Regions from separate parts of the Homo sapiens genome. Here region 1 is linked to region 2. The links are chromatin contacts, found by Hi-C or POLR2A ChIA-PET in ENCODE. All regions are on one chromosome and are shown on one strand. Each heading gives the region's core, a stretch centred on a gene start or an enhancer-like site at or near the end of the contact. The rest is flanking DNA. Distances are from core to core; before and after follow the strand shown. Region 1 overlaps LINC02615 (long intergenic non-protein coding RNA 2615). Region 2 has its middle 41 kb from the start of LINC02615.

Region 1 (4,059 bases), core at 1,010-3,509, 67 kb before region 2:
AAACTAACCATAGTTTGCCCTTGCTTCATCCTCACATCTGCAGTTAATACACTCTTGTCAGTGGCTTATGGCTGAGGCTGACTACAAGCGCTACAAGTGGAAGAGATGGAGGGGATGTTCAGGCTCTCAAGAAAAATAGCTGAAGAAGAAAAAGCTCCTCAAGTTCTTGGTGGCTCAACTGGAAGTAGCCAAAAGCAAATAAGCTGCCCGTGGGGCCTGCCTTGTTTTGCCACATGCCCTCAGCATAATAGTGAAAGGACTAGAGGAAGGCCAAGGCCACAGCCAAGAAACTGCAGCATCTGGCAGCTATCTGGCTTTCATACCCCGTGTGCCCCCCTTGCCCTGCTCCAGATGGCTTGGCTGCATCAACCAGGGATGCTGCCAATGCACTGGGCAACAGGTGAGGAGCTCATTGCTGAATATGTCATGGCGCCTAGAAGTAGCACCAAGAGGTAGCACTCGAGAATCTGTCTTTGGATTAAAATGCAAGCTTGAGACCTTATTAAGGAAGACTTGACTATAACAAGGAGACTGGTATCTAACTCAGCCACTCCCCTCCCTCAGCCTAGTCCAAACCAAGCTGCGCTATGCAAAATACATGGCATCATGGTTCAAATGAAGGATCTGTACCTCTTTCCCCAAGTTTCTGGAATCATTGAAGATTGAGTGTAAATTATCACTCTTATGTGTATTCTCCAAGCTTCATGACTGCTTTCTTGTAAAGAAGAAAAGAGGTTCCTTTCTCTCTTCCTAGAGTCTGAGCAACTCACCAGGGTAGTACCCTGACAGCAGGATATCCAGCATCGTTGAGCCTTCCTTTGTATGGGGAAAGGGACAATATGTCAAATTTGGTGTCTACCACATCCACGGTCCTCCTGAAGGGAACAACCATGCCCATAGCCCAGGCTGGGGGACAGCCCTGCACAGGTCTAAAAGTGACTCAAAGGTGGCCAAGCAGAGCCTAACTCATCCCCTGGGAGATGGCCTGGCCTCCAAAGCTCTGTCCAGACAGGAAGAATGCAATTAACTCAGCCAATGAGTCTCTCTTCCCTTCCTCCTTCCCTTCCCCCTCCACACTTCCCTCAAAATTAACCAGGAAATACAGGGAAAATAGTCTCTGAATTGTTAGTGGGACCAGAAGCTAAAAAGATGTACCCAGAGAGCAGGTGCCATGTAGGAAAGCTATGGGACAGAGGGTATGAGGGTGTCAAGGTCAAGACTAAGCTGAAGAAATGAGTTAAGGAAAAGGTACACAGAGTTGAAGGTGAGGCCAAGCAGCCGTAGTGGTGTACACAGAGGCCAAGTCCCTGTGCTGGATAGGATGGGGATAGGCCCACAGCTGAGCTGTGCTGGACCCTAGACTGTTGCTGAGCCCAGCTCCAGCCTCCTGTGGCATTTTGCACACTACTTACCCATGAGAGTCCTGTCTCTAACCCCCAACAGCTGCCAATAACCCCCAACAGCAAGGCTGCCTCAGTGTATTCCAGCTCTTGCCCTCACACTTCCTAGCATGACGAGGGCCAGTTTCCACAGATAGTTGGACAGTGGCCAGGCTAGACCAGCCCTGACACTCCTTCACCCATGTCACCAGATGCTTCTCATATCAGGCACATGACACCTAGCACGTAAGGTTATATTGCTCCTTATTGTTCAGGGTTTGATGCGATCTCAACAGCTATTTGTTGTGTAAAATATTTTTAGCATGAGATTTCTATGTGTATGGGGGACCTGGAGGAACAGTTAGGGAAGAAGAGAATTATCCTAGCAGCCGACTGTGTCACATTCTTGATGATGTGGTCAGTGCCCTGCCCACATACATGCTCAAAAAATAATTGTCAATAATGCCGTCTTCATCCCACCTTCCTGTGTTTATAAAAGACAAGTGCAGAGAATTGAAAATGAGGTCTCAGGGGATCCCAGGCAATTGAAACTCTTCCTTCCTCCCTCAGGGAGTGAATCAGAGAACACGTAAGTGCACTCATGTGGTCTTCATAGAGAGATACTGCACAGGGCAGTAGATTTCAGGGAGGAAAAGAAAAGAAAAACCTTTTCAAGTCCATTTAAAACAATCCATGCAGCTGTTTCCTGAACTCTTCCAGAAGAACTGAAATACAAAACGCTACCTCTTCCCTCCATCACCTCCCCCCCACCTCCGCCCTCCTAACTGGCTTTCAGGTGACGCAATGATGAGACCTCTGCGGTGAGCTCTCATCTGGAGGGATGCAGAAAGCCAACGGAGCATGGGGTGCTGCCACCTCTTGGATGTTCATAGCCAAAGCAAGTCTCTGTCCCAGAAAGGATGTATTTCGGTGATATTATGAAATGTTAACGGGCAATCTGTTCTGAAATAATTGCTCAGTGTGTTGGCCTCCTTTTCCATTTTAGAATTTCAAAGGCATTGCAGGCCGAAAGCAGTGCCAGCCTGTTAGTGGTACCTACACTGATTAAATCCAGCCCATCATAACCACAGCTACACAAAAGCTCTTTTTCCCAATTAATGAAATGCAATTAATGGTATCATTGAAAAACTCCTGCCACTTCAATTTAAAGCTATTTAGAGCTTCAATTTAGAACTGTGTGCATATTTTAGAACATGCTTTTTTTTTTTTTTTTTTTTTTTTTTTAGCTGACACGATTAACAGCACCTAATTTCTGGGATACGCCCAAGTTTCAGTAGGGGAAAAAAAGAATGTTTACCAGAAACATACACAATAATAATGGCCTCCTTTCCCTTCCTTTCCTAAACACACAAACACACACACACACACACACAGAGGCTCACACACGTGCAACCCAGTTCAGTTCCAGTTATTCAACTGTTACAATGTCTCCCTCCCTTGTGGAAAACCTGATAGGTCTATGTTGGAAATATCTAGGGTGCTCTGATGTAGGATACAAATTCCAAGGCCTTTATTGCATGATGGTCCTTTTGAAATATTTATATTGATCGGCCCAGTTCCTGAGAGGAAATAGGTTGTTTCTCTTATTCTCCCAGGTATAGGTCATTTGAGCAGTTGGGCTGTCATTTTTTTAATCTCCACATTTCCCTAAGGATAGTGAGAGGATGATTTAAACGGCAACATTAGCTGCTTTAGGCTAGATTTTCAAAGCTACACCAGGGGAGTTAAAAGCCCAAATCCTGTTATTGTTACAGGATTAATGCACAGAAATCCCAGAATACCACTTTGGAATTGTAGCCAAGGAATATTATTTTAATGTACTATGTGTTATTTTTAGACTCAGATATAGCCCAATTATCAGCTGGTGTATCAAAAATGAGACAAGACAGATAGCTGTCTTGTCTTTAATCCAAAATTCCAATGATGTTTTTGGTGTTTGTGTTTTCTCACCCCTTAGAAATCTGGATATTTGGAGGAAAAAGGTAAAAGATAGAAACTACAGCAGCTACCTCCTACCTGCTTGGTTGCTATAGAGGCTGCTTCTTAGAGTACTGGTTCTATAGAATATTTTAGCACGGTTTTCCCCTCCCCCACCCAGGGGAGGCAGGTGGTAGGAAAAGGAGGTATTGAATCAGGGGTCATCTTGACCATACTGCAAAAAGCTACAAATCAACCACAGCACACTCATGATTTCAAGGCAGCAAGTCAGGGCTCCTTTCTTCAGTTATTTTTATTTCTGCTTTTATACATCTTAGATTGTTGTTCAAAAATAACCAGCTGTAAAAGGTCTTCCAGTTGCTTCCAAGCTGCCCTGTGGACATCAACCAACATTTATTGATTCTCTACATCCCTGCTGTTGGGTTTTATTAAACTGGGCTTGTCTTTCCTTTGGCCCCTGAGTAATTGCATAGGTTGGAGATGGCCAAATCACTGTCTCTCAGCTAACCCTAGTCTGTGAGAACTCCTGCCTTTCTGTTAGTCAAGAACTACTATGCCAGTAGTTCCTCTCACTGACTTCCAAGATTCCAGAGTATCTTCCATTATCTCAAAAGTTATTGTATCATCCTAAAAAGGACAAGCATGTTTGCACAGATCTGTTTCTGTGTGGGGTAAGTTAGGAGGGGGTGTATTCCCACTTCAATAAACTCACAGTTTCACT
Region 2 (4,402 bases), core at 1,120-3,619:
GCATTTTTTAAAATTCTACTAAAAAAATGCCACATGTGTTCTGATAATTTCTTCTATCCTCTCCTTTTGTTAAAAGTGAAACAAAAACACAAGGACATAACCAAAATGTTAATAATGGCTATATCTGGGTTGCATGATTACAAGGTAATTTTTTCCTCTTTTTTCTTTGTTGATTATTTGTATTTTCTAATTCATCTTCCATAAACATATATTATTTTTCTAGTATTCAAAATAAGAATAAAAACAGAGTGAGCAAAAGCAAAAAATTTCCAGAGAGCAGTCTTGCTATATTATATGATGTTCCTTCAAATGACACCCCCTTGAACCAACAAGTACCAACGATAATATTCTTGAGAAAGGGCAAGACCACCACAGAAGAGCAAAAGGGATTAAGAACACAGGGGAATCACAGAGATTATTTCACAGTCTTGCAGAAATGCTAAAACCTGCATAGTGACTGTGCTGAGCAAAATGTCACACTGAGAAGGCTCTGTGGGACATCAGCGTCTATCAGGTCCATGAGCAGTAGGACCCCCCAAACAATTGCAGGTCCCAAGCAGGCTTTGCAACTCAGTCAGAATTTTCCTTTTTGCAAAGGTATTCCCAGTATTCACATTGCACATGTGTTTAAGTGCTAATTAATTGGGTGTAAATAGAGGAGAAATCCATGTAATTCAAGCTAATGCTATCTGTGAATGTCATTTTCCAAATTGAAGCCCATTTGGTTCTAGATATCAGCCAGACTACAAAGTAATCATGCACTCCAAAACCTGTCCTGCCCCACTAATGGGAAAACATCCTTAAAAAGCCCATTGAAGAGGCTCACCTGGATTTCAGGTAACATCTTTCTCACCTCCACCTGGTGCCTTTGATATTGAGGAAACCACAATATCAGAAACTCTGATCTTTCCTTTTAAAAACCTTCCCAAGGATTGGCATTCAATTCAGAATCATCAGTTCCTATAAACTACAAGTATTTTACATGCACTGGAGATCACACCAGCTTCAGTTGTCATGTCCCAGGGTCTTTACTGTGCCAGAGGTGACGAGCAACCTCGTGTTGTCTAGTCATTTCAATGTACATGTCATAGCTCAGGCATGTCCCAACCCAAGGCAGCGTGGTGTCAGTGGAAGAAGCTAAGATTCAGGCAAGAGAAGGGCTGGTCCCTAAGGAGGAATGGAGGTTGGGGTGAGAGACCCCAGTCCAATGAGCAGTATTTGAAGTGGAAAAAGCACATTTGGGCTCACATCAGGAGTCATATCTCAGGGGATCCAGTGTCATGAACAAGTGAGGGACAACAGTTGGGCATAGGTAAAAGTTTACCTGCAACCAACCCCCAACCTACATGGCATTTCCAGTAGCTCCATCTCTATCTGAATCATCCACCTGGTATTCAAGTTCATGTAAGCCCTTAACTATCTCCACAGGGTTTGTAATTAGACTCCTCAATCTCAGCCCTGGAGCTCAACAGGCAGCACCCCCTTACACTACATGCCAGCTGTTGTCACGCATTGCAGCTTTTCTCCCAGGCTTCCATATTATGGCTTCATTACATATGGCCACAGGGTGAGGAAAGGGCATCTGACACATATATGAGCCCCACACTATGTGACCTTGGGCAAGTTACTTTTATAAACTTCAGTTTTCTTATCCAGAAAATGGGAGCAATAGAGTTCCTTCATCTTAGGGTTGTTATGGGGATTAAATGAGATAATGAATGCAAAGAATGCCTGCCACGTGGTAAGTACTCAATAAAAACAGGATGGTGGATGGATCTTCTTAACCCTGGCCACATGCCTGGAACCCAACCTACCACAGTGGTTCTCAACCAGGGGTGATTTTGCTGGTTGCATTAACTGAGAGGGGCTGTGGGGCTACTAACCTCTAGTGAGTAGGGGCCAGGGATGCCACTCACCATCCTACAATGCACAGTGCAGCCCCGCAATAAAGAATTATCTTGTCCAAAATGTCAACAGTGCCAAGGCTGAGAAACCCTGTCCTGCTAGTAGCTTCACTTGACTTCCTTCGGCCCATGCTGCTACTGTGTCCCCCACGTTGGAGTGGCTTTGGAGCCCTTCCCAGGACCGGCCCATCCCACTGTCTCCTGAGCTCCCATTTGTGAGACTGTTTGTCAAAAGGCCGCCAGGCTTTAGTGCCCTGACCTGAGTCCATAACAGCAGGAGACAGGCAGAATCACCAGGCCTCTCTGACCAGAGACAGGCAAGAAACTGCCTCCTGCAGGGCTGTGGCAAAGAGCCACGTGAAAACAGGCACAGCAGCCAGTGGAGCGTTCCACCCAAACTGGCTCCACACCAGGCCCAGACCATGAGTCACCACCACATGCTGCCGCCTCTCGCCACGACCTTTCTTTATCCCTTCATTAGCCATAAATCTTCAGGAGCAAAACAGCAGAGAACAGACTGGGAAGGCCCTGGCAGAATATCACACCAGGCAAATGCCCAAATCAAAATTCAGAGTTAAATGCCCGGGCCCTGGATGAATGCCAGTCACGGCAAAGCAAGGCTCCCCCGAGCCATCCCTGCAAACCAGGGAAGTGGACAAACGGAACCTCCACTCTTGCCATAATTTAAATCATGTGACAACACTGGGGCATCCTCTCCAAGAGAAGAAACAGATGTGTTTAGCAATACCCAGATGGCTGGAGACAAACTGAAGAACCTGTGCAATGTTTGCCTCTAATTCATGCTTGCACCAAAAGTCCCCGACTCCTCTAATGTCAAATGGAATTAATATTAAGTCTTTCATGCAGTGTTGTGAGAAACAATTGACACAAGTTATTAAGTGGTGCTTTGACTCAAAATAAAGCAAATTTGGCTTTTTTGTTTTCTGGTTGTTTGCTTCCTTTTTAGAAGCAAACCATAATGCTGGGGAAAAGCCTGGCAGAGGCAGCTCCTCCTACACGGAAACTTTACTCTGCCCAATCTCACTGGAATTGTCTTTTTCAAAGTGTAGTTTCTAAGCACCTGTGTTAGAAGTACCTAGAGAGCCAGAAAACAAGCAGATTCCTGGGCCCTACCAACAACCTACTGAATTGAAATGTTTGTGAATAAGGCTTTGGAAGGTGCCCTTTTAACAAGTTCCCCACTTGAGTTTTATACCCCCTAAAGTTTCAGAACCTTGTAACAGTGAATAAACCCTGGGACAGCCCAGCCACTGCCACTATTTCCAGCAGTAAGAAGACAGACTGGGTCCTTAGCTTGCTTCTTTCCTCTGCCAATGGTACCCCATCTTATGCAAGTGAAGCTTCTGGACAAGACAGGACAGACCCGGAATGACTCATCTGAGCTAAACTGTCCACCCTCACACTGATGTTTATAATACTGACAGCAGCAAATTGCCATTTGTCCTTCTTGGTTTTGTAATTTATGTCAACATTCTCAAAGTTAAAAGAGCCTGAGTGTTTCCCTTTCACAGCTGGATGCTGACGGCTCTGAGCAAACTCCCATCTCCATTGCTTGTTACCAGGGAACTCATGATAAACAAACAGATCTGACCTTAAATCAATCTCTCTTCCCCTCACTCCTCCCCTCACCCACAACAACTTTTTTGAGTATTTAATGTGTGCTCCAGACATTCACATACATTTTTCTTGCAAAAGGTCTTGTGAGGAATTAGCTCCATTTTACAGATGAGGGAACTGAGCCACTAAGAGGCCATGTAAGAAACAGAACTGATGCTCGACTAGGCTTTCTGACTCCAAACCCAATGCTCTTAACAGCTAAACTACACTGCCTCCTGCTGTCTCCAGGAAATGATAATTCAGTGTAGCCACCAATTGACTGTGGTTGTCTAACCTTTAAAATCTTCTAACCATACCATTAGCAAGCACAAACAAGCAGACCAAGTAAAGGAGGATTATTTTATGACTACTCGACCATCCAGTTTCATCAATTCATGAACTTCTGGGATAATACCAACAACTCACATTTGTTAAGCACTTACTGCTGCAAAGAATTCTTCCAAGTGCTGAAAGTACTCGTTTAATCCTCGCAACCACTCTTGGAGGTCAGTGCTACCATTGTTCTCTCTTCACAACTAGGAAGATGTAATACAGAAACGTTTGCTAAGGTATCTAAGGTCACACAGCTAATAAGTACCTAAGTTGGGAATATACCCAGGAAATAAGGCTGCAAAGCCATACTAGTCAAAGTTAGTTAAAGCCTTAACTAACCCACTTTACTGTGTATTCCAGAGTTAACACAATGACAGTGTCAACACATCTATGCAAACAATGAGGAGAGCGGGACACACTCTTCCTAGATCTTTCTGGTGCCTGAGGGAATTGACATTGTTTTGAACCATGGTTTCAGAAATGCTACAGAAAACGGAGACCCATAAAATGCTGAGCACATGGAAGATGAAAGCTCTAAAATGGTGTGG

What was found. Hi-C counts contacts between places; a loop is a spot of excess contacts on that map. ChIA-PET counts read pairs that join two places held with the same protein, here RNA polymerase II (POLR2A). Pooled maps may share reads with other maps.
Region 1: a map of prostate gland shows a loop between it and region 2 (7-fold over the local background). The contact joins two enhancer-like sites. A Hi-C loop is called at or near these places in 7 of 168 maps with a recorded cell type or tissue (IMR-90, PC-9, ascending aorta and 4 more) and 14 of 50 pooled maps. POLR2A ChIA-PET finds 5 or more read pairs at or near these places in 1 of 52 experiments (MCF 10A).

The regions. Positions count from the first base shown.
Region 1 is chr4:128,452,636-128,456,694 of GRCh38, reverse strand. The region is part of intron 1 of LINC02615 (long intergenic non-protein coding RNA 2615); the gene reads right to left. Among named protein-coding and RNA genes, the nearest start is that of LINC02615, 27 kb to the right of the region's middle. Within about 2 kb of position 2,259, at least 5 of the 41 ENCODE cell types and tissues checked have a DNase peak (open chromatin) inside an H3K27ac peak, as active enhancers do.
Region 2 is chr4:128,385,123-128,389,524 of GRCh38, reverse strand. No RefSeq gene overlaps it. Among named protein-coding and RNA genes, the nearest start is that of LINC02615, 41 kb to the left of the region's middle. RefSeq lists an enhancer at 656-1,855. Within about 2 kb of position 2,369, at least 27 of the 41 ENCODE cell types and tissues checked have a DNase peak (open chromatin) inside an H3K27ac peak, as active enhancers do.